2 separate regions of the Homo sapiens genome follow, and region 1 is linked to region 2. The links are chromatin loops, found by intact Hi-C in ENCODE. Cell type or tissue: HepG2. All regions are shown on one strand. Links, peaks and the distances in the headings refer to the core of each region. The heading gives the core; the rest is flanking DNA.

Region 1 (15,926 bases), core at 4,661-12,660, 54 kb after region 2:
CACAGACAGAATTATAAAATCATAATGGCACTCTCCTAGTACTCCATCAAAGTGATCCTAAAGGATTACAAAGATGGTTTTGTTGGCAGCAATTGGAGAAGAGGAGTCTGCAGATGAATTGATCTATGGTCTCTGCTATTATTTTAAGCCTTCTTTCATGTGGGAGGGTTTGGACCCCAAGGGAATGACACTAGTCACAAATTTATGGCTCTCACGTTTTGGTGGTAAAAAATTAACATCACAAATTCTTTCATCAAAAAAATGATATGAGCACCAGTTTATGTGCCAGGCATTATGTTAGTTGGATTTGCAATGGTGAATATATCAGACAAGGCAAGCTTTCCTGAAGCTGGCTGTGTAGTGGAGAAGATGGGGCCGTACGCAAGCTATCCGAAGTGTGCTGTGTGGGAGGATACAGGCGGCACAGGCTGCTGGAAGGATGGCTACCATAAGCCAGGGGAATCCTCAGAAGCTTCCTGGAAGAAATGATATATACGTTGTGACCTAAAGGGAATGAGTATGTTCACCAGGCAAGCAGAAGGAGGAAGAGCATTGCAGGCAAAGGAGATGACATGTGTGAATGTCTGCAGATGAGAGAGCACAGGGTACATTTGAGAAACATACATGTGCTGTTTGGCTGAATCACGGGAAGAGGTTGGGATAGAAGGTTGGGAATGGAACTATGTGAGAGATAAGGCATGGGAGGTAGAGAGGTACCAACATCAGGGGTTTTAAAAAGTAATTTATCTTTTTCCTAAAACCAACCAAAAGCTGCTGGGCATGGTGGCTCACACTTGTAATCCCAGCACTTTGGGAGGCTGAGGTGGGCGGATCACCTGAGGTCAGGAGTTTGAGACCAGCCTGGCCAACATGGTGAAACCCCCTCTACTAAAAATACAAAAATTAGCTGGGCGTGGTGGTGTGTGCCTGTAATCCCAGCTACTTGGGAGGCTGAGTCAGGAGAATCACTTGAACCTGGGAAGCAGAGGTTTGCAGTGAGCTGGGATCACACCATTGCACTCTAGCCTGGGCAACAGGAGTGAAATTCTGTCTCAAATTAAATAAATAAAACCAACCAAAAGCTATTGAAGGGATTTCATCAGGGAATTGACACAATGACTCTTATTGCTACAGCAAGGTTGGAGGCCAGGCGACCATGTGTTGGAGGTAAATGTGCCACTCATGATGGGAGAGGCTGTTGAGATGGTGGAAGGATTAGATTTGAGAAACAGAGCTTAGTGATTGAGTGGATGTGGGGTAATGAAGAAAGATTAGCTGGATGATTTTTGAGTTTCTGGCCTGGGCTACTGGATAGATGGCATTCCCTTTCGTGAAGACAGGGAATACAGTTGTTGTTTTTTTTTAATGGCGGTGACAGGCAGAGATATTTGAAGCATTAACTTTTGAATATTGAGCCAGCCTAAATGTTAGAAGATGCACAAAACTGGAACTCACTGTGAGTGTTTGTGCATGTGCACATGTGTGTGTATGTATTTCTTTGATATGTGTTTAGTCAGTGTTGTTCTAAGTACTTTACAAAGATGATATAATCCTCACAACAACCTTATGAAGTAGGGATTGTTATTATTCTGATTTTACATGGGAGGAAATTGATAATGAAAACATGTTTCTCAAGAGCTCACAGATGAGGGACTGTGTGTTCATGTATTGTGTGTTAATGCAGAAGGAAGCGTTTCCTAAGAATTAATGCAATTTAATTAAAAGATGATCATTCAGTGTCTTTTTGCACTTGAAAGGATGTTTGTGGGAGTGAAGGGTTTTAAAATTTTTTAATACCTTGATTTAATGATGATAAGAAGGATAAAATATATAAGAAAGACTAAAGAATTAGGAAGTGAATCCAGAAAAGGGATAAAATATTCTTTCAATTTCCTTAATAGTCTTTTTTTTTTTTTTTGAGACGGAGTCTTGCTCTATGGCCCAGGCTGGAGTACGGTGGCACCATCTCAGCTCACTGCAACCTCCGTCTCCCAGGTTCAAGTGATTCTCCTGCCTCAGCCTCCCAAGTAGTTGGGATCACAGGCACGCATCACCACACCCAGCTAATTTTTTTATATTTTTTTGGTAGAGATGGGGTTTCACCATGTTGGCCACCTCGGTCTTGAATGCCTGACCTCAAGCGATCCGCCCACCTCGGCCTCCCAAAGTGCTGGGATTACAGGTGTGAGCCACCGTGCCTGGCTCTTAATACTCTTCTTTAACAAGTCATCATTAGTCACAAAATATTGCCGGGAATTATTTTAGTTGTATTCTCAATTGACATTTTTTTTTTTGGCTTTGCAAATATTCCCTATAGGACAGGATATTTATGTTGAATGTTTCCAATACAGTGCTTGAAAAGGCTTTGGCATATCTGCTTATAAAAAGGCTCCCATAGGAAACCAGAAATATTTTTACATGGAAATTTACAACAGAGTGTGAAGAGATTACAGAGAGATATATAGAGCTGAGAATCACTGAATGCATTTTTTATTTATTTATTTTTATTGTACTTTAAGTTCTGAATGCATTTTTAAAAAGTTTTTACTGTGCTACTGTCAAAGGGCCATTTGGTTTCTTTAGCTGTTTTTTCCAGATGTTTCGAGTAACATTTACCAAGTTACTAAGCAAAAAACGCAACTTGAAGGATGGGAGGAAGATAATAGGGGAGAGCATCATGTGTTGGAGACAAGCTACTTTTCTCCCCAAGATCTCAAGGTGTCAGTTCTTTGATCTTTATGAGCCTCATGTTCCTTATCTAAAATGTGAAAATAATACTACTATCTTTTAAAAATTATTGTGAGGATTAGAAACATATAGGTATGTGTTTAGCTCCTAGCACTGTACCTAATACATATTTAGAATTCAGTAAATGGAAATTATGCCATGTTGTTGCTGATGTTACAAAGGGCCACATTAATTGAATAGCTCATAAGTGAAATAAGACAGGGTTTACTTCTTGAAGACTGGGTATTTGGAAAAAAAAATAAAAAAAAAAGGCAGGGATCACTGACATTATATTGGCTGCTTTATCAGGCTGTGACTAAAAGGAGAAAATGCAAATGCACATTAAATGTAAATGTAAATGTAAATGCTTGGTCAGCTACAAATCCCTCTACAAATGTTATGTGATACTTATCATTACTTCTAAAAGAAGTAATCATAGAGTGAATGTTTGATAAATAGTTGAGATCATTATTATATAAATATATGAAAAGGAAAATATTTCAGCAAATAAAATAGCACATAATATACTTCTATGTGTGACTGGATCTTGGAATTGTTCTTCACATGTTTAGGGTTTGCATAATTTCACAAAGACTGAGAGATACAGAGAGAGTAAAATACACTGTGAATTAGCCAAGAGTTTTCCTTGCAATAAGTGGAAAAAAAAAGAAGTCTCTGCTTCATTTTAGCAGAAAAAGAATTTTTGAAAATATGTTAAATATCCTTCAAAATCTCTGGTGGGGCTGGAGAACTACGTTGAGAGAATAAGCAGCCAGGAAATCAAGACAGCCAGAACCCAGATTACACTATGTCACCAGGACCAAGCCATTAAAGACAGTCCTGCCACCACCATTGAACAGTGGAGACATTCAGATTTTTAGGCTACTGCCCCCAACTTTTGACAGTGGATATTGTAAATACTTCCTCTAGAACCTGGATTTGGTTGCTGTTGATGGCATGATTATACCTTCTTTGCTTTGTTGGTCCATCAGTACTGGCGTAAAAGCCTGGGTGGGACTACTGGGCCAAGCTAGGTGATATGGTTTGGCTCTGTGTCCCCACCCAAATCTCGTTGTAATCCCCATAATCCTCACATGTGGAGGGTGGGACCAGGTAGGAGGTGATTGGATCATGGGGGCAGTTTCCCCCATGCTGTTCTACTCATAGTGAATATGTTCTCACGAGATCTAATGGTTTTGTAAGGCAGTTTTCCTTGCTCTTGCTAACTCTCCTGCCACCACGTGAAGAAGGTCGTTGCCTGCTTCCCCTTCTGCCATGATTGTAAGTTTCCTGAGTCCTCCCAGCCATGCAGAACTGTGAGTTAATTAAACCTCCTTTGTTTACAAATTACCTAGTTTTGGGTAGTATCTTTATAGCAGTATGAAAACAGACAAATACAGTGGGCTTGGCTGCAATAGGCTGACAAAGTGAACATCTGGCCTTTTTACCTTCTGTGGGTGGTGGTGGGATCTGCTTCCCTGCCAGACACATATGGTTGGAATTCTATTCAAATAGAAAACGCATTCAGATGCTGGAAAGCTGAAATATGACAAATACTTACTATACATCCTTTGATGGTCGAATAACCACATATCTTTTGTTTCTGCCAAAATTAATGCCGCTAATTCTAATGCTTTTGAAAATACACTCCTCCTCTTCAGGAGGAGGCAACCTCAAGTCTCTTTAGTTATCGCATCCTATCTCACTTCTCACAGGGCACATTTGCCTGGTGAATGGCTTTGTGTGCTTTGAAAAGACTTTGAGGAAGACTCAAAGCAGTTACTTGTGATATTATTGTAGGATCCTTCAGCAAAGTACCAGGTCTTCCCTTCAATTTTGGGGGCTGTCAGGTCTGGTAATTGACTGTGGGGTTGAGATGACTGATAGTTTACATCAGGCCACAGTTTACATGATCTAGCTATTTTTTGTTACACAAATCAAGTAGAGGGTTGTACAAGTCTTTTAATCTTGGGAATCTCGTGATCATTTAGTCACCATCATAAAATCCATTGATTGTGGTTACCATGTTTGCTGTGCCGCCCTCTTGTGACTGCTCTGCCTGCTTTGTCTCTGGAGAATAAGTGCTGTTTTTCTCCTTTTGCCACCCCAGGATCCTGATACATCACTGAAACCAGAAAGCCCGTTTCAAATGCAGCATCTTCCACCAGCATGTCTGGTCTAGGGAGAACAACAAGTAGAGTACTTTTAGAGTTGCTGGAGCAACATTCTTCACCAGTGTGTTTCTCAAGGCCTCGTTGAAGGGAGTGTGTTTGGGATCCTCACTTGAATTACATAGATAGAAGATTAGTGGGTGGGGTGCTCATGCCAAAGCTACTCCACAATTTCTGTTTCCTTTAGCCTTTGAATCCCTTTCTCTAAGTTACATGTTTACTGTAAACAGATAGTAAATAACTTAGGCTTTGCAGGCCATATAGTCACTGTGGTAACTACTCAACTCTGCTGTGGTAGCATGAAAGCAGCTATTGATGATTTGTGAGTGAATGGGTGTGTCTGTGTTCTAATAAAACTTTATTGGAAATCAGAAGATAGACAGAATTTGGCCCATAGGTCATAGTTTGCCAACCTCTGCTCTGAGTTACCTTGAAGAAAATTTGGCATCTTAACCTTATTTAATGAGGGCCACCGCAAGTCCTGGTTTTCGTCAACTAGCTAAGCAAAAACTCAGAGCTATCCAAGATAACATATTGTGTCCAGCATTTCCAGTAAGTATACCCATGATAAAAGAACAATACCTTTGTTTTTTTCATTTGACTCTCTATGTACAACCTTCAGAAGAGAATGATACTTTGTCCAATGTTAGTTCCAGCTAGTTTCCAGTGAAGACATTATCAGGGACTATGGAATTATTTAAAAACAAATTCCACTAATCATGCTTCAGAATTACTGTACTCCAATTAGCAATAACTACAAACTAGAAGCCGGTTTTGTTTGCAAGGGCTATCTTCCCTGCTCTATACCTGACTTTCCTCCTATGTTCCTTCTCCTCTCTTCACTTCCCACTATCCATTCCAGTTTTGAGAGTCATAAACCTTCCTTATTCTCACTGCTTAATCATGCCCATCAGTTATAACTCCTGTTTCTGAAATTCACCCTCTTCTCTCCACTTCTGCCACCTCTACCATCATAACCCAAGCTACTGTACACCTTGCCTGATTTGCCTCAGTAGTCTCCTACTGTGTCTCCTTGCACCCATTCAGCTTTTGCATTCTGTTTTATATTTTATTTCATCCAGAATATGGAAACACTAATCTGATCCTGTTACCATTGAGTTTAAAACTCATCAGTGACTTCCTGTTACTCTTAGCATAAAGATAAATGCCTTAAACTTAGCCTGCAAGACTTTACATCAATGTTTTTTGGACTTCAGTTCATGAATCTTCAGTACGTTGAAAATCAATTTAGGTAGTTGTGACAAATGTATACAAACATAAAATAGAACATATCAGGCTGCACTAGAGATAGCAAAGATAAGTACTGTTTTGTGAAATTGTGATTTTGGTTGCGTGTGTGTGTGTGAATTGGATTGGATTGCAACATAAGACGTATTTCTTACTTTGAGTTCTGGTCAATAGAAGTCTGAAAGATACTATGTGTGTTCTGGGGTCGTCATACCTTTCAGGATCCACAGTCTAACACTTCCTTTTGCTCTCTTTTCTCTGACCTTGCCACCGTCTTTCAAGAAGTGGAGTATGTTTTTTCTCTCTGGGAACCTGGATGGAACTTGGGACTACTTGGAAGAATAAAATGCAATGGAAGGGACATGGCATGACTTCTGGCCTTTCTTCTGTCCACAGCATACCTGTGCTACCTCTTATCTCAGGGCCTTTGCACATGGCTGTTCTCTTGAGTTTGGAACATTCTCCCTCATTCTTCTTTTTGCCTTTTTTGCTCATATTTACCCTAGCACCAGTGTCATTTCCTCAGGGAAGTCTTGTCTGATTTTCCTAACTAGGTCAGTTCCCCATTATTGATATACATCAGGCCTTTCTCCTTTGCAGCACTTGCTACAGCTGAATTTTACCTTTGTGGGGTTGCATAGCTGAAGTCTAACTCTCCTCCTAGATTGTAAACTCCAAGAGGTTAGATACCATGCCTGTTTATACTCATTTTTATACCAGCCCAGCATCAAACACAGTGTCTTGTGCACAGAAATATGTGTGTGTGTGTTTGTGTATTTAATGAATAGTAATCATGCTGTTTTCCTAATATATGAAAATGGCTGTAATGAGTTTTTGCTTTAAATACTACTGTTCTTTTATGTTTTAAATTGCTTAGTTTAAAAAAAACAAACAAACTGTTCCAATTATTAAGACAACATAGTGAGTCACCCCAAAACTTAGTACCGTAAAACTATGACTTATTCTGCACCTGGATTCCTGTGTGTCAGGAATTCAGGGAGGGTGCAGCAGAGATGCCTTTTCTTTGCTTCACGATGTCTGGAGCCTTAGCTGGAGATCTAAAAGCTGTAGGCTGGAACCATCTGAGGGCTGTTACACATGCATGAGTGGTGACTAATGTTGGCTGTCATTGGGCCCTGGTTCCTCCTCTTCACCTGACTTTTCCATGTGGTCTCTTCTTGTGGGCTAGATTTTCCTTCCTTACAGAATGGTGGTGGAGTTCTAAGCTGGGAGCAGGAAAAAAGAGGGAGACTGCGAGGAAAAGATGCTTGGACATCACGCAGCATCACTCCTATTGCATTTATTCTTCCAGGCAGTCCGAAGTCATATCCCGGTTTTCGGGGAGGGGAAATAGATTCCATCTCTTGATGGGAAGTGGCAAAATTATAAAAAAGAATGTGAGCCAGAAATATTGCTGTGGCCATTTTTGGAAAATACAGTCTCCCACACTGGGAATGTATTTCAATTACAATTCATTTAGATATGTAGCTACCGCATGCCTTTAGATGTCAGTATATTTGATGGTTACTTTGTGAATTTCACACAGGGTCTCTTCCTTTCCAAATCTCTTATTTTTTAGCCTCCTGAAATGAAGAACTGATTTTTCACCTAATTGCTTTCAGAATTAAATACACTTAAAAAATAGTTGTGCAACATGTTTATTCCAATCTATACATAATTTCTCCTTCTTGGTTTTCTGGTTGCTGAGGAAGCAACACTTTCTTTTGGAAATTTTTTCCTGTGGAGGATTACCAATATTGGAAAAAGAATATGAAGAAGCTACTGAGTTTGATCTCCTGAAATATAATCTGTCATCAGAATCAAGTAGAAATATGTTATTACATGTACAATTTAGTCTGAGAAATCTGTATACTCACATGCAGATAATCTAAAAGAAGTTACTTTATATAATTATAAAAAATACTTAAAAGCATTTAGATATTGCTGAGTATATCCAAATATTTCTGACGAGATTCAAATATCTATTTAGATATAATAAAGGTTAATTCTAAATATAATTATTCAATAACTTTTGTACTTTAGTATCGCATATCAAATAAAGGATTAGATTTAAAATATTACCATTTTGTATATAATATACGACCCATTCTAGTCCATATCATCTATTCCTGTCCTAGCTACTCAGGAGGCAAAGGCAGGAAGATCGCTTAAGGCCAAGAGATCAAGGTTGCAGTGAGCTGTGATTGTGCTACTGAACTCTAGCCTGGGTGACAGAGCAAGACTCTGTCTCTGAATTAAAAAAAAAAAAAGGTATATATAGACAACTTAAAAAACTTCAAACTAAGAATTAACTTTTATTTATTAACACTGTATAAGCAATGGCTCAATGCACTTTAAAGGGTTGAGTAGAGAGAGCTATGGGAATTATACATTGTTACCAGAGGGAATTCTCTTCCCGTCTTCCAGTTAGATAGGAAAGATTTTATAGAAGGGGCGATATTTCATTAGCTGTTTGAGTGAAAGAAGGAAGATGCCAGGAAGAGCTGGAAACAAAAGAAAGCAAATATATATCTTTATCATCCTGGAAGGAACAGGGAAGAAGCCTTCATTTTTTTGCCTTCTTTTTATTTCAATATTCTTTTTCTCCTCAAATATTGTAGTTTTAAAGTAAATATCCCAGTTGTTATAATTCATCTATAAACGATAAAAATGCCTAGTTTCTAAAACTGCAATTTAAGCCTTTTTGGCACTACTCTGCTGCGTAAGGGTTCATCGCAGTATTGAAAAATATGATTAAACCACAGCCTACCTAGACTTCTCTTATTCAGATAGAATAATTTCAGTTTCAAACATCATTCCCTGTGGATCCTGTTTCTCCATCCCTCAGTTGCTATGGCTGCCCACTCTTTCCTTTCTAAGTTCTCTCTGTCCCCCTTGAGCTGTGGGATCCTGTGTGAACATACTAATCTTGAAAGAGATGAAAGAGTATTGAATGGCAAAGATAGCCTGCCTTGCACACTAGCAAAGCAAATTTACAAGAGAGAAATTCTTTCAAGTGTTCTTTGTGGTGGTCCATTTTAAAAGGTTTTCTGATAGTTTTAGAGGCCAAATTCCTTCTCCTTTTGAAGCTAGACAAAATGACTTTTTAGAGCAAAGTTGCCCAAACAATATGTTTGTACAATGTGACCTGACCCTTTACTTTGGTTTATTATTGTACTCCCCACGGTGTGAAGATTGAAATTTATCTTTTGATACATAGGGCAGGTTTTAGAGTCTTTGGAACAGTACGTGTAGAAGTTACATTCAGCCCGGGGTTGTTTGGTAGTTGGTAACCTGGAAACGTAATTGCCACAACAAGCCATCCAAACAGTTATTCTTCTGAGTGCTCATAATGAAAGTAATACCAGGAGGGATCAGCCAGGAATTGACTAGACAGCCCTTGCAAACAAAACTGACTGCTACATTTTGGTTATTGCTAATTGGGGTACAGTAATTCTGACACACATTTAGTGGAATTTAAAAAATAATAATAATTCTACAGTAGTCCCTGATAATGGGTTCACTGAAGACTTTAGTTGGGACTAACACTGGATGGAGTATCATTCTTTTTTCATTTGAGGGGTAAAGTAGCTAATTTTTTCTTTGTATTCAAGAAAGTGTAAGAGACTTGCTTTCTTAAATAAATGTGTTTTTCCTCCAGTATTTCATACCATGCAAGTATTACAATTCAATGGAAAGGAACACAGTGTGGGCATTTGAACACAAGCCTCTCCCTGCCTGCCCCCTTTTTTATTCATTCATGTCTTCATTTTGGTATTATAAAAATAAATGCTGATAGAAGATAGCGCAGGAAAGAATGTTTCATGTGGGATGGATTTTGTGTCATCTCATGGATTCCTTGAATTATTTGTATTGAATGTAACTAAGGCACAAAGCAAGCTAGGCCTCTTGTTGCAAAACTTAGATGAATCATGGCAATGGGTAGCTTGGTTCTAACTCCAATTCCCCATTCTGTTTGGAATATTGGATGGCTAATGTTAAGTTGTTGCCCAAGTTGCCTGTCTGCATTGTATCTTAAGTTCCAAGTTATTACCATTCTTTCTTACCGTACCATTATAATTTTGGGATTGCAGGGTGAAAATGAGGAGTTGAAATGAAATAGGATAGCAATGGTATATTTTTCAACTACTCTTTCAATAAACCTAAGTTGAAAAGAGAGATTTAATTCAGCTTGTTTTTCTTCTTAATATTGATACTTACATACTCAGGAAAACAAACAAATGATAAAGTCTGTCCAGGAAGTCTAGCTTCTGTGCAAAGGGAATGAGGGTTAATATTCTCCTTCGGTTGTGCTATTTTTTTGTGTGCATACCTCTTTGATTACATTTACTGCCTACATTTTGGGTGATTAAGCTTCTTTAGCCTGAATCATCTCTCCAAACTTTCATTTATGTGTTTCCGTCAGTAGGGAGGGCTCATCATTTTTTACCTAAATGCTTCTGTTTTGCGTTGTTTATCATTGAGAGATGGCATGGCATGGCATGGTGGAAAAGACGTGAATTTTGGAAACAAATAGCCTTAAGTTTAAATCCTGATTCTAGGACCTATAATATAATTTCCTCTGTGGAGACTGGAAAAAACTAATGTTTATCTTAGAGCTGTGGTTATCAAGAAATATTAAGTAAATATCTATCATGTATCGGATACATGATGTTGATGAAAAATGAGAACTATGTGGCTCCTGCTTTCCAAGGAAGAGCTTGTTGTCCAGCAAGCGTAGATATGCGTACAAATAACTGTAGTAACCTGTAGTAATTGCTTCACAGTGTCTAAGCCCAATGTTGATAAGCATTTCAAGGGGCATGCAATTAATATTGCATGATAAGGGAATCAAGGAAAGGACACTTCAGAGAGGAGGTGGTTTTCGAAAAATCAGTAGTTCAGTGGACCATTGAGGGTGGGTTAAAAGGCCAGGAGTAGGGACATAGAACCATAAAATTTAGCAGCTGTGTTGGCTACTAGTTTGATCAATATACCTCTGGGGCATGATTGGCCATGGGCGTGGGTTTGGCCCTCAAACTTGGCAGAAGGGGGCTCTGGCTATAACAAGTCCCAAAAGCAGGGATTCTCAACTCTTGGGACATTCAAACTATACAAACTCCCCCTGTGCCCTAAGATATTCAGATACAAGTTATGGCCTCAATTAGTTGAACTTATAAGCCTTGCATATTCAGATGTCCAAAGTACAGCCAGTTTGATATTCCTTATAGAGTACTTTACAGAAATCTAAACTCCTTATTACTCAGAGATCTAATAATCGTAAATGTAAATCTACACAAGGGAATCCACTTTAAAATCCTCAGTTGTCAACAACTCAGTGCCAGTAGGCAGGGGATTTAGAATTACTCTGTGACCTGAGCAATAGGGCTTACCAAGTTTCCTGTATATACAGAGGAGATGTATGCCCTTGAAGAAAGTATTTCTCTTTGGTTCTTGAGCAAATAACATTTATTAGATATCTCGGACACAGAAACTCTTCTTGTTAATTGTCAGAGAATTTCTACTTCACTTAGAAAGTGTCTGTATTTTCATCCATGCAAATGGAATAGCGTGAATCTCATTTCTTTGTGCTTGCCATCTCTGCCATCTGTCAAAGAGTAACACATGTTGGGCATCAAAGAATGCATCAAGCTAAACATATATTAAGCAGAGACTAGCAAATGCAAGGAGAAAGACAAGCACATTTGAGAGGCTTTTAGAAATTTTTTTTATTTAAAGAATATTCATTTTGTTTACTAGTAACACTCCATAAATTCATTATAAGTTTATAATGTTGCCAGGCGCGGTGGCTCACACTTGTAATCCCAGCACTTTGGGAGGCTGAGGCGAGTTGGATCACCTGAGGTGAGGAGTTTGAGACCAGCCTGGCTGCCATGGTGAAACCCCGTCTCTACTGAAAATACAAAAATTAGCCGGGTGTGGTGGCGGGCACCTATAATCCCAGCTACTCAGGAGGCTGAGGCAGGAGAATTGCTTGAACCCGGGAGGCGGAGGTTGCAGTGAGCCAAGATTGGGCCCTTGTACTCCAGCCTGGGCAACAAGAGCAAAACTCCGTATCAGCCAATAAATAAATAAATAAATAAATAAATAAATAAGTTTATAATGTTGATTGACTAAAAGTGGACTGTTGCCATGAAAACTAATTATATATATGAAATGCAGACACATTACATGCTGACAGTTGCTAAAGACCCTGAAGCTATTAGCAGAAATTAGTTTTAAGTAAGCAAGATTAACAAAGTGTCAACAGCAATGAAAACAAAATGCTTATGTAAGGGAGAGAGATCTCAGGGTTTATAGTCAAAAGTCCTAAGCTGGGTGGCCCGTGGCCTCAGTTTCCTTAACTGTGAATTGGTGACGAAAGCAACACTTGGCCTAACCTAGGTTTCCCTGTAATTCAGTTCCCCTCATCAAATACATACTATCCAGTTAATTGTAAGTTTTGACAGTGCAGTTACCCTGACTGACTTGTTCATGGTTACAGAGGGATCCATAGACATTTGTTGCCTCCAATTTGCCAGGTGCTGAGCTGTGCTGAAGGAATGAGATTATGGTAGAACACAATCCTTGGCCTCAAAGTGAGCCCATCTATCTGGGGAGTAGTTAGCAAATACTGCAAGTAGAATACAGTATGGTATGGGTTAAATGAGGATGTAAATGAACATTTTTATGCATTTTTTTTTTTTTTTTGAGACAGGGTCTCGCTCTGTCACCCAGGCTGGAGTGCAGTAGCATGATCAAGGCTCACTTCAGCCTCGATCTCCCAGGCTCAGGGAATCCTTCTGCTTCAGCCACCTGACTAGCTGGGACTACAGGCATGTACCACCACACCTGGCCAATTTTTTGCACTTTTAGTAGAGACGGATTTTTGCCATTGTTGCCCAGGCTGGTCTTGAACTCTTGGACTTAAGCGACCCACATGCCTCGGCCTCCCAAAGTGCTGGGTTATAGGCATAAGCCTCCATGCCCGCTCATCATACATGCTTTTTATTGATACAAATGATGGTGTTTTTTTCTTCTGCTAGATAAATGTTGGCTTCCTTTCTATATCTGCTCTCTTTATAGTTAATATATATATGTCACCCAGCTCTTAACATGCTTTGTATGATTTTTAATTTTATGGATCATCTATAGTAAATTTTAAATTTTTGACTAATTTTCTACTATCCAGGGAGCTCTAGGGCATGGGGGGGTCCTTCTATTGGTTGGTGTATTCTAAAAATGGAGACTCTTTTTAACATTTAACATTAGCTTGAGTCAAAAAGAGAGGTGGTAGGTATCCCGATGAAATGAAAAGGTCTGATTTCCTCCCTCCCTTCCTTCCTTCCTTCCTTCATTCTTTCCTTCCTTCCTTTCTTCCTTCCTTCCTTCCTTCCTTCCTTTCCTTCCTCTCTTTCCTTCCTCTCTTTCCTTCTTTTTATTTTTCTCCCTGTCTTTCTCTCTTTTTTCCTCTCTTCCTTTCTTTCTTTCTTTGGTTTTGGAACTTTGCATGAAACTTGATCAATAATTTTAATTCTGCATTCCTACATATGTTGATAATAAAGAAAAATTACAGTAGTTTGTGGTCTGGGATTCAACATGGGTGTGGGGAAGGAAGAACTGAAATAATATCAAGTAAATATTATGGTAGTAAGAACAGAGAGGTTGTGACACTGAAAAACAGTTTCCCAACCTTTTAATTTTATTTAAAAACCAGAGACATGGTAAAATAAATGTGACTCATTTCTCATTCACATGTATAATATATATATTTTTAAAACAGGCCTTGATATTATACTAAGGAATAAACTCTGCTCTATAGGCTGAGATGTGAATGTGATGAAGAAGAGAGAGGGAGAAGAATGTTCTGGATTTTCTCTAGTATGTTATATTAAAACATAACAAAAATCCACTGCACCTGCTATATGTACCCTGAACTTGCAGAAAATTTTGTGGAATATGTTTGCTGAAAAATTCTGGACTAAGAGAACATGATGATGCTAATGTGACTGAAATCTTTGATTCTTCTTTGAGGAACAACCTCACAGAAATGGGGCCATCAGGTCTCCCTTGCGACATCTTCAAGCATGTGAGGGACGTTTAGTTTCTTAGAGAAGACAATAACCCCCACTCATCTTTGCCAGTGGGAGCCAAGATCTAGGTTATTCTTCAAGGAAGACAGTTGATTGAGGCTTCCAGCCTCTCACATTTTCTCTAGATGGCACAATAACTTACATTCCATGCTGATTTTCCTTTCGCCCAGAGGACCTCATAATTTGCTTATTTGCTGTAACATAAAAACGGATCACAGAATAAAGATGGCAAATGTAAGTGAGCGCTTTTATTTGAGAACCGAGGAGAAGTGTGAGGAAGTAGATATCGTGCTCTCTCACTCCTAGATGGAACGTTTTAGTTTTGACCACGGGGCTCTGGAGATTCTGGTTTTGGATTATTCTAAGAGGAGAGGGTCTCTTCAGGGAACCTCTGATTCCAAGGCATTCTCTGTGGTAGGCAGGCTGAGAGTAAGACGAACATGGCCTTACTCTTCATTGCATTTAATGTGAAATCCTTTCTTCTACTTCTTGTGCTGTCTTTGATGTAGTTGAACTATTTGAGATGCCAAAGTGTCATAGCTCTCTCTCTCTCTTTTCTTTCTTTCTTTTCTGTCTTTCTTTGTTTTTTTTTTTTAGACAAGCTCTTGCTCTGTCAGCCATGTGGGAATACAGTGGCACAATCATAGCTTACTGTGGCCTTGAACACCTGGGTTCAAGTTTTCCTCCCACCTCACCCTCCCAAGTAGCTGGAACTATAGGCATGAGCCACCATGCCTGCTTAAATTTTTAACTTTTTGTAGAGATAGGGTCTACTATATTATTCGGGCTGTTTTTGAATTCCTATCCTCAAGCCAGCCTTCAGCTTTGGCCTCCCAAAGTGTTGGGATTACAGGTGTGAGCCACTGTGCCTGGCCCCAAAGTGTCATAGCTCTTTGATGAGCTACCCTCACCCAAACAATCCAGGGAGACGAGGCAAAATATGAAAAAGATGGGACAAATAGGGAACAGACTTTGATTTTCTTGCTAACAAATATTAACAAGTGAGACACACTCAGTATCATAAACAACTTTTGCTTTTGCTTCTGCAAATCTGGATGGACCAAATACAGATTTTATTTCTTTATGTGTTTTTCTTAAACCAGTTTCACTGTCATTCATTTTCCTTTCTTAGGTGAATGTGTTTCATTCTAGTAGGATAGAGATTAGCTTACAGTGGGCTGATTAGGTAAGGGGGTGGTCACTGGGGCCATTGACAGTTTTAAACTGTTACTTTTTGCGAGCTTCTTACATTTTTTGAGGAAAAAACTCACTGAACCTTGAGCATTCTTCTGTATCTACATCAGGTGCTTTGACCTCCTGGATGGTGCAGTTTTGATGTGAAAGTGAGGTTCTTTTGACCCAGCTCTACCCTTAGGGAATGCAAATATTTTTCCAATTAAGCTTGGTTCACTGGTTAACTACAAGCCATTGTTTCTCACTGTTCTGAGCTAATAAGCTTGGTATGTGAAAAAAGACCTCCCTCTGAATATTAGTGACAAAACCCATGAGTGATTTCAGGGGCTAACTGTACTTTCTCCTCTGTTTTAGTGGTATGATAAATAATTACTTTAGTGTTAAATATAGTTTGAGTACTTTTTGTTGTTCTTTTCAACTTGCTTCACAAAGTAATAGAGGATCAAATTTCTTTGAAACTAAAACAAAACCCAATGTAAGCAAATGACAGAAG
Region 2 (15,926 bases), core at 4,514-12,513:
ATAGATAATAAGGGAGGCCATGGGAACGCAGGGGATTCCCTAGGGAAAGAGAGGAGAACGGGGCCCAGGACAGTCCCCAAGGCACACCAAACAACACCGCGGAGGTGGAGGAGGAGCCATCAAAGGAGATTGAGGAGGGCAGGCCCTTTGTCACCTCTTAGTATGTCCAGGTGCTCCTCAATTTGTGATGGAGTTACATCCAGACAAACCCATTGTAAATTGAAAATATCTGGCCAGGCATAGTGGCTTATTCCTGTAATTCCAGAACTTTGGAAGGCTGAGGTGGGAGGATTACTTGAGACCAGGAGTTTGAGAGCAGCCTGGGCAACATAGTGAGACCCTTTTTCAAAAAATAAAAAATAAAATTTACTGAGTGTGGTGGCATGCCTGTAGTCTCAGCTACTCAAGAGGTTGAGGAGGGAGGATCCCTTGAGGCCAGGAAGCTGAGGATGCAGTGAGCCAAGCTTGTACCACAGCACTCCAGCCTGGGTGACAGAGCAAGGTCCTGTCTCAAAAAAAACCCCAAAAAAGTACATATATGTATAGATAGATAGATAGATAGATAGATAGATAGATAGATACACTTACACACATTTAGATATGTCTATTGATCTCTATATCTCTATATGTCTATCTATAGCTATATCTACATATCTATATCTATCTATAGATGTATCTTTTGTTTTGTTTTTTTGAGACAAAGTCTCACTGTGTCACCCTGGCTGGAGTACAGTAGCATGATCTCAGCTCACTGCAACCTCCACCTCCTAGATTCAAGTGATTCTTGTGCCTCAGCCTCCCAAGTAGCTGGGATTACAGGCATGTGCCACCACACCCGGCTAATTTTTTGTATTTTTAGTAGGGACAAGGTTTCATCCTGTTGCCCAGACTGGTTTCAAACTCCTGAGCTCAGGTGATACACCTGTCTCAGCCTCCCAAAGTGTTGGGATTACAGGCGTGAGCCACTGCGCCTGGTCACTAGAGATATATCTATATACATAATAAGTCAAAAATGTGTTTAATATATCTAATCTACCAAACATCATAGCTTAGCCTAGCCTACCTTAAACATTCTCAGAACCCGTGCATTAGCCTAGGGTTGGGCACAATCACTGGACAACACAGTACACTGTAGAGTATTGGGTGCTTATCCTGGTGATCACCTGGCTGACTGGGAGCTCTACTCATTTCTGCTGCCCACCTTCATGAGAGAATATTGTACAGCATAGCACAAGCCCAGGAAAAGACCAACATTCAAAATCCAAAGGATGGTTTCTACTGGTTGTGTATCACTTTGGCAGCATCATAAAGTTGCAAAATCATCAGTCAAACCACCATAAGTCAGAGACCATCTGTATTACCTAATTGGTGGTAAGCCCAAATAAAATAGTAAAGTTACCCCAAGACCACAATGCTTTTGGCTCTCTTGGTGGAGTAGTGATGGTTAGGCTGGTTGTAATAAAGGGGTTAGAAGTTACCATCACTCTAATTTTCATTAAGTTCCATAATGAAACAACCCATGGGCCTCCTTCATAAAAACCAACGCAGATCCTCAGCTTTGATGTGGGAGGATGGTTCTCTGTCATGGTTTTAGAAGTCTGGTCTCACAGTCCCTCTGCTGTTTCCCTTGGGGCTTTCTGACTGCCATCACCACCATTCTGAACTTGGGGGAGGTTCTACTCCTTTTTAAAGTTCTGGCTTAAGCCAGAATATTTGCATTTGTAATCATATACCAAACACTGTATGAAGATTGCAAGTAGCAAACTGGAGAAACAAAGTCGATGCAATATTGTATTATGGTTTTACTTTTCCACACTTATTCACCTTAAAGGCTTGGTTTCTTCAGGCCAGTAGTTTGCAACCTTTTGTTTAAACCTAAAGAACTGTTTGTATTTTTTTTTTTTGTAGAGGGTATAGAAATTCCGGCCACGTTACATTAGATGAAATGAACTTCCATGTAGTAAGTGTCTACACACTGATTTTTTCATTTTAGTGAGACTAATCTATTTTATTATAGATAAATGTTCCATTGTTATCAGATGATTTTTGACATGGTGAAAATAGCTTTCAGACTCTTCTTATTTTCACGAGCCTAAGGATACAAGGATCCCAGGCTGGGGATCTCAGTCCTAAAATAATTGCTTTTCCTTGGTTGCTGGAGGGATGACAATGTGTCTGTTAATCTGTTCTCTCTTTGCTCCTGCTCTCAAAGCACTTTTGCTAGCAGGCATATTTTCTAATGAAAACATTTAGACCCACCTGGAGTTAATTTAAACAATTTTACTCTCTTAGCATTTCTCCACGGGACAATAATACATATATGAATTTATATCTCATGCTTCCTATCGACCAAAACACTGAAATGTATTTTCTTTTTTTTTTTTTTTTTTGAGATGGAGTTTTACTCTTGTTGCCCAGGCTGGAGTGCAATGGCACACTCTCCACTCACTGCAACCTACGCCTCCCGGGTTCAAATGATTCTCCTGCCTCAGCCTCCTGAGTACCGGGATTACAGGCATGTGCCACCACACTTGGCTAATTTTGGGGTTTTTAGTAGAGACAGGGTTTTGCCATGTTGGTCAGGCTGGTCTTGAACTTCGGACCTCAGGTGATCCATCCACCTCGGCCTCCCAAAGTGCTGGGATTATAGGTGTGAGCCACCTCATGTGGCCTGTATTTTCTACTTTGAAAGACAACGGCTAAACATTGTAAGTATATCATAAGACAAAATAGCCTAAAAGAATGTAATCAGACATGAGACTGAGTTCATGAGAATCATATTTCCTGAATTTCTGATTTTATTGCTGGAGTTTTAGTGAAAATGTATTTGGCTTTGAATTTAATAAATACTATTTATAAAGTTTATGGCTTGTAGATTGCACATGAAAATGATTGTAGAATATTCTTATATCAGGATTTCTCAACCTCAGTTCTATTGACATTTTGGTCGAGATAATTCTTTCTGGGGATGAGAGGTGATCTGTGCATTGCAGGTTGTTTAACAATATTTCTGACCTTTACTCACTAGGTCCCAGTAGCACCCCTTCCCAGAGTTGTGACAACCAGAAATGTGTCTAGACATTGCTATTATCTTCGGAGTGGTTCTGGTTGAGAACCACTGTGTTTTATAATAAGGAGTAGGATCTACAAACCCCAAGACCATTCCATTTCTTTTTTTTTCTTTTTCTTTTTTTAATTTTTAGATGGAGTCTCACTCTGCCACTCAGGCTAGAGTGAAGTGGTGCAATCTCGTCTCACTGCAACCTCTGCCTCCTGGGTTCAAGCGATTCTCGTGCCTCAGCCTCCTGAGTAGCTGAGATTACAGATGTGTGCCACCACACCTGGCTAGTTTTTTGTATTTTTAGTAGAGATGGGGTTTCACCATGTTGGTCAGGCTGGTCTCCAACCCCTAACCTCAAATGTTCTGCCCACCTCAGCCCCCCAGAGTGCCGGGATTACAGGCGTGAACCACTGCACCTGGCCTCCCCAAAACCATTTCTTTTGTTTTAGAAGTTATATCCCTTTAAATGTTCATAGACATCTTCTTCACATATGGTAGATATTAAAATTTGTAAAACGGTTAGTAGACTCCAGCACTAAGTTAAATTTATTTTTCTTTAGGCTTTTATGACTTCAAATGTGTTCTGTTTTATTGTGTCCATTACCACAAAATGAAATCCCAACTTTGTGAGCTTTTTTTTTTTTTTTGAGATGGAGTCTTGCTCTGTCGCCCAGGCCTGAGTGCAATGGTGGGATCTCGGCTTACTGCAACCTCCACCTCCCGGGCTCAAGTGATTCTCCTGCCTCAGCTTCCTGAGCAGCTGGGATTACAGGTACCCGCCACCATGCCTGGCTAATTTTTGTATTATTAGTAGAGATGGGGTTTCACCACGTTGGCCAGGCTGGTCTCGAACTCCTGACCTTGTGATCCGCTCACCTAGGCCTCCCAAAGTGCTGGGACTGCAGGCATGAGTCCCCTGGCCCATTTTCCTTTTTAAAAACAGCACCTACAATGGCAGGTGGGCTTCTCTGAGGTCTGTGTCCATGACCTATCTGAGGATTCCAGGAGATGCCTTTTCCCATGATTTTCAAGAAGTTTGGCCACAGGAGGGAGCACTATTCCTAAGCTTGCTTGTTTATTCTTAACTATTTTTTTTTTTTTTTTTTTTTTTTTTTTTGAGACGGAGTGTCGCTCTGTTACCCAGGCTGGAGTGCAGTGGCGCGATCTCAGCTCACGGCAAGCTCCGCCTCCCGGGTTCACGCCATTCTCCTGCCTCAGCCTCCTGAGTAGCTGGGACTACAGGCACGCGCCGCCACGCCCGGCTAATTTTTGTATTTTTAGTAGAGACGGGGTTTCACCGTGTTAGCCAGGATGGTCTCGATCTCCTGACCTTGTGATCCGCCCGCCTCGGCCTCCCAAAGTGCTAGGATTACAGGCGTGAGCCACCGCGCCCGGCTATTCTTACCTATTTTAATACGTGCTTGTATTTTAATATAAGATTGTCAGAGAGAGTTAATTCCTATCTAGAAATCAGAAATATAACTAGATTTTACATCAGTACTCTGAACACATCTCCTTTCTTATAATCTAAGCTCATGCTGCCTGACACTGAATTTCTTTTTTTTAGTTACCATTTTTGAAATCAGTACTGTAAGATAGTACCTCAAGGTGAAAGATTGCTGCATCACATAGCTATTTTAAAATAATTTCTCAGAATAAGAGTATTAAAACTAACATTCTCTACTTTGAAGAAAATGCGTGGCATATGGTGACAGTTGATAATTGGTGCAGCCTCTACCTTTATATGAGATTGATGGGTATATTGAGAAGGTGTTGAATGTAAGGTAGCATTTTTTTCTTTTTCTTTTTTTTTTTGAAACGGAGTTTCTCTCTTGTCACCCAGGCTGGAGTGCAGTGGCGCAATCTCGGCTCACTGCAACCTCTGCCTCCCAGGTTCAAGCAGTTCTCCTGCCTCAGCCTGCGGAGTAGCTGGGATTACAGGTGCCCACCACCATGCCCAGCTAATTTTTTGTATTTTTAGTAGAGACGGGTTTTCACCATGTTGGCCAGGCTGGCCTTAAGCTCCTGACCTCAGGTGATCCACCCACCTCAGCCTCAGAAAGTGCCGGGATTACAGGCATGAGCCACCATGTCCAGCCCATTTTTTTCTTTTTATAAGCATTTAACTTCTGTCAAAATGTTTGAGATTCTGGCTTGTAAATATAGTGGATCTTAACAAGTGTACATTTGTTCTGTGCTAAAAAATAAATGTACACACACTTCATATTGTAATATGCTTGAATTGGCTCTGGATAACAGCCAAGAATGATATAGCAAATTTCATGAGAAATGACTTTAACATAATTTAGTTTTGGGAGCTAGAATTAAATAGAGTAAAACTTTGTAAGACATGGTGTACCATTTATTAAATTTCACCATTTTATCTATTTAGAAACCCGGTTCACTACAGGATATGCCTCTGTACTTTCTGCTGCCTTCTGCCTACATGATCAATGTGAAGCCAGGCCCAGACATGTCTCATCTAGAATGATTTGAGAAGAATTTGATTTCACTTTTCTGAGAAGGTTGGGAAAGATTCTGACTTTATCCAGTTTACCAGACATGGCAGTGAAGTAAGTGTGTGTGTGTGTGTGTGTGTGTGTGTTGTTGTTTGTTTTTTGTTTTTGTTTTTGTTTTTGTTTTGAGATGGAGTCTTGCTCTGTCACTCAGGCCGGAGTGCAATGGCATAATCCCGGCTCACTGCAACCTCTGTCTCCTGGGTTCAAGCAATTCTCCTGCCTCAGCCTCCTGAGTAGCTGGGATTACAGGCGCCCGCTGCCATGCCCAGCTAATTTTTGTATTTTTAGAAGAGACAAGGTTTCACTATGTTAGCTAGGCTGGTCTCGAACTCTTGACGTCAGGTGATCCGCCTGCCGCAGCCTCCTAAAGTGCTGGGATTATAGGCGTAAGACACTGTGCCTGGCCGGCAGTGAAGTTTTAAAACTGATGGAGAGGTATCTGCACCTTTTAATTTTTAAAAATTTCTTTTAAATGATGTTGCTAAATGTACATTTTAATATAATGCTATGTCTAAGGGAGGGTCTCAAAGTATCCAAATTTTGATACGAGATGGCAGAACTTCAGGGAGCCAGCAAGTGCAGGGCATGGGTTTCAGGTTTAGTTGATGAATAGTCTAGCTAACTGTTCATCGGCTAACCTGAAGCCCATGTTTCTTTCAACCCTTCTGATTGGGAGTGTTTCTAAACTGTATTATTCTTTTCTGCAACAGTAAATAGTGATTCTTTGGTGATCTGGGCTATGTTTATAAATATAATTTTTTATTGGTGAATACCCTAGAATTAGTTCTCATGTCAGATAAACTCACTTTTAGTTTCCATAATATCTTACAATCGAAGTGGTTGATGAGAGTGCAGACGGTTCCCAGCTTACAGTGATTCGACTTATGATGCTGTAAAGGCAACACGCATTCAGTAGATACCATACTCTGGGTACCCATAGGACGGCCAGGCAAGGTGGCTCATGCCTGCAATCCCAGCACTTTGGGAGGCCTAGGCAGGGGGATCACCTAGGTCAGGTGTTCAAGACCAGCCTGGCATACATGGTGAAACACTGTCTCTACGAAATAAAAAAATTAGCTGGGCATGATGGTGGGTGCCTGTAATCCTAGCTGCACGGGAGGCTGAGGCAGGAGAATCGCTTGAACCCGGGAGGCAGAAGTTGCAGTGAGCTGAGATTGCGCCATTGCACTCCAGCCTGGGCTTCAGAGTGAGACTCCATCTCAAAAAAAGGAAAGAAAAGAAAAAGAGTACCTATACAACCATTCTGTTTTTCTCTTTCAGTACAGTATTCAATAAATTACATGAGGTATTCGACACTTTATTATAAATAAGCTTTGTGTGAGATGATTTTGCCCAACTGTAGACTAATGTAAATCTTCTGAATGTGTTCAAGCTAGGCTAAGCTGTGATGTTTGCTAGGTTAGGTGTATTAAGTGCATTTTCACTTAGAATATTTTGCATTTACAGTAAGTTTATCAGGACAAAACCCCATTGTAAATTGAAGAGCATCTGTAAAGGAAGATGGCTAGATCCTAAGAAGACAGCTACCAGCTTTGTTTCTTCCTCTACTGGGAAACTTCGTGATTTCGAAGGTGAAGAAATGTTGATGGCAACTGGACTCTTTTTTTTTGAGATGGAGTCTCGCTCTGTTGCCCAGGCTGGAGTGCAGTGGCACGATCTCAGCTCACTGCGACCTCTGCTCACTGCAACCTCCACCTCCCAGGTTTAAGCAATTCTCCTGCCTCAGCCTCCCAAGTAGCTGGGATAATAGGCACGCACCACCCTGCCCAGCAAATTTTTTATTTTAGTAGAGATGGAGTTTCACCATGTTAGCCAGGCTGGTCTCGAACTCCTGCCCTCAAATGATCTGCCCGCCTCGACCTCTCAAAGGGCTGGGATTACAAGCATGAGCACTAAGCCCGGCTGAGCATAGACTTTTTAGGAAAGGCCAAGTGGTGGCAGCATCCAGTTGTACATGTAATTCTGTAGGAGAGATTTGCGATCTACAGCCTGGGATGACTCCCTATAGTCTAAGGTAACTGTGATTACAAGATGTGCCATTTTTTAATGTACCCTTAACAAAGAAAAAATTTTCTGATTAAATGATGACACAGTGCCTTCTTATGACATAGATTTTCAAAAATTTTATACTTACTGAAAGTATTCTTTTTTTTTCAAGAGACAGGGTTTTACTTTGTCAACCTGGCTGGAGTGCAGTTGTGCAATCATAGTTCACTGTAACTTTGAACTCCTGGGCTCAATTGATCCTTTCACCTCAGCCTTTCAAGTATCTAGGGCTGCAGGTACACAGCATCACGCTTGGCTAATTTTTAAATGTTTTGTAGAGATAGGGGTCTCAATGTGTTACTCAGGCTGGCCACAAACTCTTGACCTCAAGTAAGCTTCTCACGTCAACCTCCCCAAAGTGCTGGATTTATAGGCATGAACCACTGCACCTGGCCAAGTATTCTTTTAGACTTACTTATACATAGATTTTTTTCTTATTTCTCTTTTTTGGACATATATTTTTATAATATAACATTCTCTTACGTTAACAGAGAAATGCAAGCAAAATTTTAGTTAAGGCATTTCTAAAACTTTATTTCAATTCTAAATCGTGTTGTAATCTTAAAAAATATCAGGTAACCTGCTCGGGTCCCCTTCTGTGCCGTGGGGAAGCTTTGTCCTTTCGCTCTTCACAATAAACTTTGCTACCGCTAAAAACAAAACAAAACAAAACAACAACAACATCAAAAATCATTGTAAAAGTCAGTTAAACTTAACATCTGAGATAATAACCATGCACACATCTCATCTAAAGTGATGACAATGTGAACAGTATGATGAAGTTCTGATTTGCTCATGCAATCACCTATGCCGTGACCACCACCTGGCCAGGACAATTACTTGTAAGAGTTCATTGACTGTAAGGCACATCCTTATTTCAGAGATTTAAAGATGTGGAAAAAAATGTGCATCTTGGTGCTAGAGAGGATGTGGAGAAACAGAAATGTTTTTACACTGTTGGTGGGAGTGTAAATTAGTTCAACCATTGTGGAGGATGGTGTGGTGTTTTCTCAAGGATCTAGAACTAGAAATACCATTTGACCCAGCAATCTCATTACTGGATATATATCCACAGGATTATAAATCATTCTACTATAAAGACACATGCACACATATGTTTACTGTGGCACTATTCACAATAGCAAAGACTTGGAACCAACCCAAATGTCCATCATTGATAGACTGGATAAAGAAAATGTGGCACATATACACCATGGAATACTATGCAGCCATAAAAAAGGATGAGTTCATGTCCTTTGCAGGGACATGGATGAAGCTGAAAACCATCATTCTCAGCAAACTAACACAGGAACAGAAAACCAAACACCACGTGTTTTCACTTATAAGTGGGAGTCGAACAGTGAGAACACATGGACACAGGGAGGGAAACATCACACACTGGGGCCTGTCGGGGTGGGAGTGTAGAGGAGGGATGGCATTAGGAGAAATACCTAATGTAAGTGATGGGTTGATGGGTGCAGCAAACCACCATGGGACGCACATACCTATGTAATAAAACTGCATGTTCTGCACGTGTACCCCAGAACTTAAAGTATAATAACAATTAAAAAAAAGTGCATCTGGGAAAAAATGAAGTGTGGTGATTTGTTTCTTTTTTTTTTTTTTTTTTTTGAGACGGAGTCTCGCTCTGTCACCCAGGCTGGAGTGCAGTGGCGCGATCTCCGCTCACTGCAAGCTCCGCCTCCCGGGTTCACGGCATTCTCCCGCCTCAGCCTCCCGAGTAGCTGGGACTACAGGCGCCCGCCACCGCTCCCGGCTAATTTTTTGTATTTTTAGTAGAGAAGGGGTTTCACCGTGCTAGCCAGGATGGTCTCGATCTCCTGACCTCGTGATCCACCCACCTCGGCCTCCCAAAGTGCTGGGATTACAGGCGTGAGCCACTGCGCCCGGCCTGTTTCTTCCTTTCTCTTCTCCTCCTCTGGTTTAAGTAAATTCCTGATATTCGTTTTGCCATTTGTCTCCCTCAGATTAAAATGGAGTTGATCATGGTTGAAAAATTACATTTAGGTAGGGTTCAGGGTGTGCTGAGTAACATTTTACTGCATTTTTAAGTTAAATGTTCTTAAAACTTTTTTATTCATAAAGATGCTTCAAAATGTGCTTTTAAAATCTACATGCAGTATGGTTTCATTGTATTATCTGAAAATGTCACTGGGAAATGATCAAAAAGATTCCCAAACTGAGGGGTTGAAAAATGCTATATTGGGCAATTACTGAATCTTCTGTAGTTTTTGAGTAAGCTGGAACCCAATATATGTGAGTAGAAAATATTAGGATGTCTATCCTTAATAATATTATCTCCTCTGCTGCTCACAGTCTTATCAACTGATACAAAATTTTTTAATTAAAATTTTCAACCTTTGACATCAGAACATCATAGTTCATTAAAGTAGCCCTTTCCATTAATTCCAGAAACTGGACTCCAGTTAACCAGTAACTTCTGTATCAGTGACATAATTTCCTGCACAATTGTTACTTTGTAATGGTTAACTTCTCTCTTAGTTGTTCGCAGCAGGGGGTAGTTTTCTTACTTTTTTTTTTTTTTTTTTGAGACAGAGTTTCGCTCTTGTTGCCCAGGCTGGAGTGCAATGGTGCCATCTTGGCTCACCGCAACCTCTGCCTTCCAGGTTCAAGCAATTCTCCTGCCTTAGCCTCCTGAGTAGCTGGAATTACAGGCATGCGCCACCACGCCCAGGTAATTTTGTATTTTCAGTAGAGACGGGGTTTCTCCATGTTGGTCAGGCTGGTCTCCAACTCCCGACCTCAGGTGATCCCACTGCCTCGGCCTCCCAAAGTGCTGGGATTACAAGCATGAGCCACCATGCCCAGCCTAGGGGGTAGTTTTCTTTCATGAGTCTGCTATTATAATTCACGGTGACTTAAGACATTTTACCCTATAATAAAACAAAAACCTCTGAGTAGTAAGAGATAGTACTGTTTGACCTCAGTAACTGTCCATGAACTAAAAAAAAATCCATGAAAGTTACTGACTAAAAAACTGATAGTCCAAACTGGACTATACCAGCAGCAGCCTTTTGATGAGATGGAGTCAGACACTTGGCCATCTAAACACAATTGTTGGTATTAAAGGATAGTGAGAGTCTTTTGAAGAGAAAAAAAGAAAAGAATACTTTGTTCTGAGGTTGTGTAGAATTAAGGTCAGAGGAGAAATTTAGCCTGTCAGTAGTGTGAAAATACGAAAGAAGCCCCTGGAAAATTTGAAACAGGGTGAATCCAGTTTCATTTCATTGTTCTATTGCTCAAACCTTAAATTACAGAAGGATTAGCACAGTTTAGCAAAAGTAACAACAAAAAACCAGCAAACTCAGATGTACACTACTTAAATTTTTGCTTTAATGAAATCTGATAATAATTTGTATGGGCAGCAAGCCAAATCATAGACTTCAATTCTTTAGGGGGAAAAAAGGCATTGACTGCCTAATATATTTTGGCTTTATTGATTTTTTTAAACATTGCTTCTGACTAATGTACATGAAATTTTTATACCTGTTTACTTAGTGATTATGCATATAAATAATTGAGAGCTGAGAAACAGAAAAACAAAACTTAGTTTGATGCAGTAACTAGCACCTGATATCATTCCTGAGGTATTTGCCGGAGTCTGTAGAGTCAAGCAGAAGAAAATGAGCAACAATTTTATTAACTCCTAATCTTAGAGGGTCTTGCTCCCATTGAGAGTGACAAAAATAATTTAATTGTAAGTGAAGGACATGAAAAATTGCCTGGAGTATTGAAAGGATTTTGAGCTTAGCTTGCCCAGTTTTATGAAAGTTTTTTCTCCCCATGGCTGGACTGTGAAATCACCATGGAGGAGAAATTGCTTTATTTAAATAGCTTGCCTGCCTTCCTTCCTTCCTTCCTTCCTTCCTTCCTTCCTTCCTTCCTTCCTTCCTTCTTTCTTTCCTTCTTCTTCTTTCTTTCTTTCTTTCTCTTTCTCTCTTTTCTTTCTCCTTCTTTCTTTCTTTTTTCTTTATCTCTTTCTTTCTTTTATTTCTCCTTCCTTCCTTCCTTCCTTCCTTCCTTCCTTCCTTCCTTCCTTCCTTCCTTCCTTTCTTTCCTTCCTTTCTTTTCCAATAGTGATGAGATCTTATTGTGTTGCCCAGGCTGCTCTCTAACTCCTGAGCTGAAGTGTTGCTCCTGCCTCAGCCTCCCAAACTGCTGGAATTACAGGCATGAGCCATGGCACCCCGCTTTTAAATATATTTTCTGTGTAAAGACTCTAAGAATCTGTGTAAAGAATCACAACAAACTCCTGGTAAGAGAGTAAATTGTGCCGCAATTAGAATTACTCAAAGAAAAGTTTTAATAGTGCGTCTACTTCTGCTGTTCTGCAGCCAGGCCAGCTTAGCAGCATCTTAAGCCTGCCGCTGAGGCAGAAATCATTTAAAAAACCAATCTCTGTCTCTGTCTCTGTCTCTCTATCTCTCCTCTCTCTTTTTAAAGATTCTACATATGAGGGAGATCTTACAGTATTGATCTCACTGTGTCTGGCTTTTTCAGTTAACAGATGAGTGAGTTCTGGGGATCTAAGGTACATTGTGGTGACTATGGTTAATAATATTATCTGATATACTACTTGAAATTTGCTAAGACAATAGACATTAAGTGTTCTCACCACACATACAAATGCTAATTATGTGAAATGAGAGATGTGCTAATTAACTTGATTGTGCTTATTTCATAATGTATATGTATATCATATCATCATGTTGTATACCTTAAATGCATACAATTTTTTAACGTGTTTTTCTAATTCTTTTTTTTTTTTTTCTTGAGACAAGACTTCACTCTGTCACCCAGGCTGCAGTGCAGTGGTGTGATCATGGCTCGCTAAAGCCTCAACCTTGGACTCAAGTGATCCTCCCACCTCAGCCTCCCAAGTAGCTTGGGACTATAGGCCCACACCACCACACCTGGTTAGTTTTTTAATTTTTGTAGAGATGGGTTCCCACTGTGTTGTCCAAGCTGGTCTTGAATTCCTGGGCTCAAGCCCTGGGCCTCCCACAGTTCTGGGATTACAGGTATGAGCTACTGCACTCGGACTACAATTTTTATTTGTCAATTATACCTTAATAAAGCTGAGGCAAAAATAAGCCAAAGCCCATCTCTTTGGTTTGGTCCTCACTCCTCATAATTGATCAATTCTCCCGGGGGTTCTGATTTTCTGTAACTATAGTGTATTACTTTATTCTTCAGCTTCCAGAAACTAGCATGTATAAGAACAAATCTATGATAAAAATTATGTATATTGCCAATAGATACACTGAAACACATCAAAGGGTGAATGAGTTGATGATCATTGTAGTGCCAACTCCTGCCACATCCTTCTCTGGTAGCTCATGCAACGGAACTCTCTCGTAAAATCTCCTTCCTTGATACTTTGATGTTTAGACATTTCTTCATTCGCCACTTGCTTTCTTCATCTTCAGTCCACTTTAAGACCTGTGGGTCTATCCACTTTCAAAGAAAGGAAGTAAATGGGCATAACTAATATATGTAAACCAGGCACTTTTTAGAACAAACAATATGCAAAATAAAGGGGGGTGGTGATTGGTTAGAAATGGTACTTCTGGCATTACAAATAATGGATATTATAGGCTAATTTGTGTCTCCCCACAACATTCATATGTTGACATCCTAACCTTGGTTGACTTTTATTATTATTATTATACTTTAAGTTCTAGGATACACGTGCACAATGTGCAGGTTTGTTACATAGGTATACATGTGCCATGTTGGTTTGCTGCACCCATCAACCCATCATTTACATTAGGTATTTCTCCTAATGCTATCCCTCCCCCAGCCCCCCACCCCCCAACAGGCCCCAGTGTGTGATGGTCCCTTCCCTGTGTCCATGTGTTCTCGTTGTTCAACTCCTACTTATGAGTGAGAACATGCGGTGTTTGGTTTTTTGTCCTTGTTATATTTTGCTGAGAATGATGGTTTCCAGCTTTATCCATGTCTCTGCAAAGGACATGAACTCATCATTTTTTATGGCTGCATAGTATTCCATGGTGTATATGTGCCACATTTCCTTTATCCAGTCTATCACTGATGGACATTTGGGTTGGTTCCAAGTCTTTGCTATTGTGAATAGTGGCCCAATAAACATTCGTGTACATGTGTCTTTATAGTAACATGATTTATAATCCTTTGGGTATATACCCAGTAATGGGATCGCTGGGTCAAATGGTATTTCTAGTTCTAGATCTTTGAGGAATCACCACGCTGTCTTCCACAATGGTTGAACTAATTTACACTTCCACCAACAGTGTAAAAGCATTCCTATTTCTCCACATCCTCTCCAGCATCTGTTGTTCCTGACTTTTTAATGATTGCCATTCTAACTGGCATGAGATGGTATCTCACTGTGGTTTTGATTTGCATTTCTCTGATGACCAGTGATGATCAGCATTTTTTCATATGTCTGTTGGCTGTATAAATGTCTTTTTTTGAGAAGTGTCTGTTCATATCCTTTGCCCACTTTTTGATGGGGTTGTTTGTTTTTTTTCTTGTAAATTTGTTTAAGTTTTCTGTAGATTCTGGATATTAGCCCTTTGTCAGATGGATAGATTGCAAAAATTTTCTCGCATTCTGTAGGTTGCCTGTTCACTCTGATGATAGCTTCTTTTGCTGTGCAGAAGCTTTTTAGTTGAATTAGATTTCTATTTTGGCTTTTGTTGCCATTGCTTTTGGTTTTTTAGTCATGAAGTCTTTGCCCATGCCTATGTCCTGAATGGTATTGCCTAGGTTTTCTTCTAGGGTTTTTATGGTTTTAGATCTTACCTTTAAGTCTTTAATCCATCTTGAGTTAATTTTTGTGTATGGTGTAAGGAAGGGATCCAGTTTCAGCTTTCTGCATATGGCTAGATTGGCCTTTTTTTTTTTTTTTTTTTTTCCAAATGAGACAGGGTCTCCTTTGTTGCCCAGGCTGGAGTGCAGTGGCACACTCATAGCTCACTGCAGCCTTGAACTCCTGGGCTCAAGCAATCCTCCCACCTCAGCTTCAGGTAGCTGAGACTACAGGAATGCACCACTGTGCCCTGTAGCAAGGTTGGTTTTTAAAATGATTTCTGCCTCAGTGGGAGGAATTAGAAGCTGCTAGGCTGAATTTATATGCCTGCAGGACAGCTGAAAGTAGATGTAATATTGAAACTTTTCTTTGAGTAATTTCACTTGTGGGTCTTGGGTTGAGTTTCCCAGAAGCAGATCTTGAGGCAAGGATTTGTACACAGTGATTTATTCTGCAAGTGTTTCCTGAGTAATTGGTAGGACATCAGGTAAGGCAACATCCCACCGAGTGCAGCTTCAACTTTATTCCACATGGGAGCTCTGAAGTATATATCATGCCTCCAAATTAGTCTGACCTAAAGCAAGGGTGCTGGGCTTTCATACTCTCACAATAGTCGGTCCCAGCAGAAGGGACAGAGGTAGGAGTGGGGTGGTGGTAGGGAGAGTGGTGGGGAGGGAGAGAAATCATCAGACACTCTCTGCTCTCTGCCAGTTTGGATGATGCTGCTCCAGTAGTCTGAAGACAGTATGCAAAGAAGAGTCACGGGCATGGCACACAGAAGCGGGAGGGGAAACACACACAAGTGCCGAATGGAAGCCAGTGGATCTGGACAGAGCACCCACAGTGCCTATTTCAGGTAGTGAGGCACTGACTAAACTCCAGGCAGGGTCCTTTTTCTTCCTGCTCTGCTGTATTTTTACTGGGTCTGGTCAATTTCTGTTTACATAATATTTAGAATTTACCATACTATTTGGACAAGAAAGAAGAAAGATTTACCTTAAAAAATAAGAGATAACACTTTTTGGTGCATACAATGTGCTGGGCACTTCTCTAAGCAGTACACCTTTTTTCTGAGATGGAATTTTGCTCTTTTTACCCAGGCCAGAGTGCTGTGGCATGATCTCGGCTCACTGCAACCTCCGCCTCCCGGGTTCAAGCAATTCTCCTGCCTCAGCCTCCTGAGTAGCTGGGATTACAGGCACCTGCCACCATGCCTGGCTGATTTTTTGTATTTTTAGGAGAAACGGGGTTTCACCATACTGGCCAGGCTGGTCTCGAACTCCTGACCTCAGGTGATCCACCCCCCTCGGCCTCCCAAAGTGCTGGGATTACAGGTGTAAGTCATTGTGCCCGGCCTATGCTCTATACATTCTTTTAATCCTATATGCCAGTTTTATGGATAAGGACACTAAGGCTTACAAAAATTAAGTAACTTTTCTATTGG

The links. A loop is a pair of places that touch in the nucleus more often than their neighbours do. Peaks named below come from ENCODE experiments on the same cell type or tissue, not always from the same donor. Only the 100,000 strongest peaks of a DNase experiment are listed, where the experiment ranks them.
Region 1: it touches region 2 in a loop (7-fold over the local background); 2 of 110 quality-filtered maps call a loop at or near these places.

What each region holds. Positions count from the first base shown.
Region 1 is chr6:24,323,790-24,339,715 of GRCh38, reverse strand. The region is part of intron 2 of DCDC2 (doublecortin domain containing 2); the gene reads left to right. Among named protein-coding and RNA genes, the nearest start is that of KAAG1, 25 kb to the left of the region's middle. RefSeq lists an enhancer at 15,291-15,926. In HepG2, for the core only: no CTCF peak of the experiment used is centred there; DNase peaks (open chromatin) are centred at 7,215 and 9,265; H3K4me3 peaks cover 278 bases.
Region 2 is chr6:24,377,618-24,393,543 of GRCh38, reverse strand. It overlaps a transcript of DCDC2 not described here. Among named protein-coding and RNA genes, the nearest start is that of MRS2, 17 kb to the left of the region's middle. In HepG2, for the core only: a CTCF peak has its summit at 7,532; DNase peaks (open chromatin) are centred at 7,533, 7,923, 9,881 and 10,143; H3K4me3 peaks cover 2,320 bases.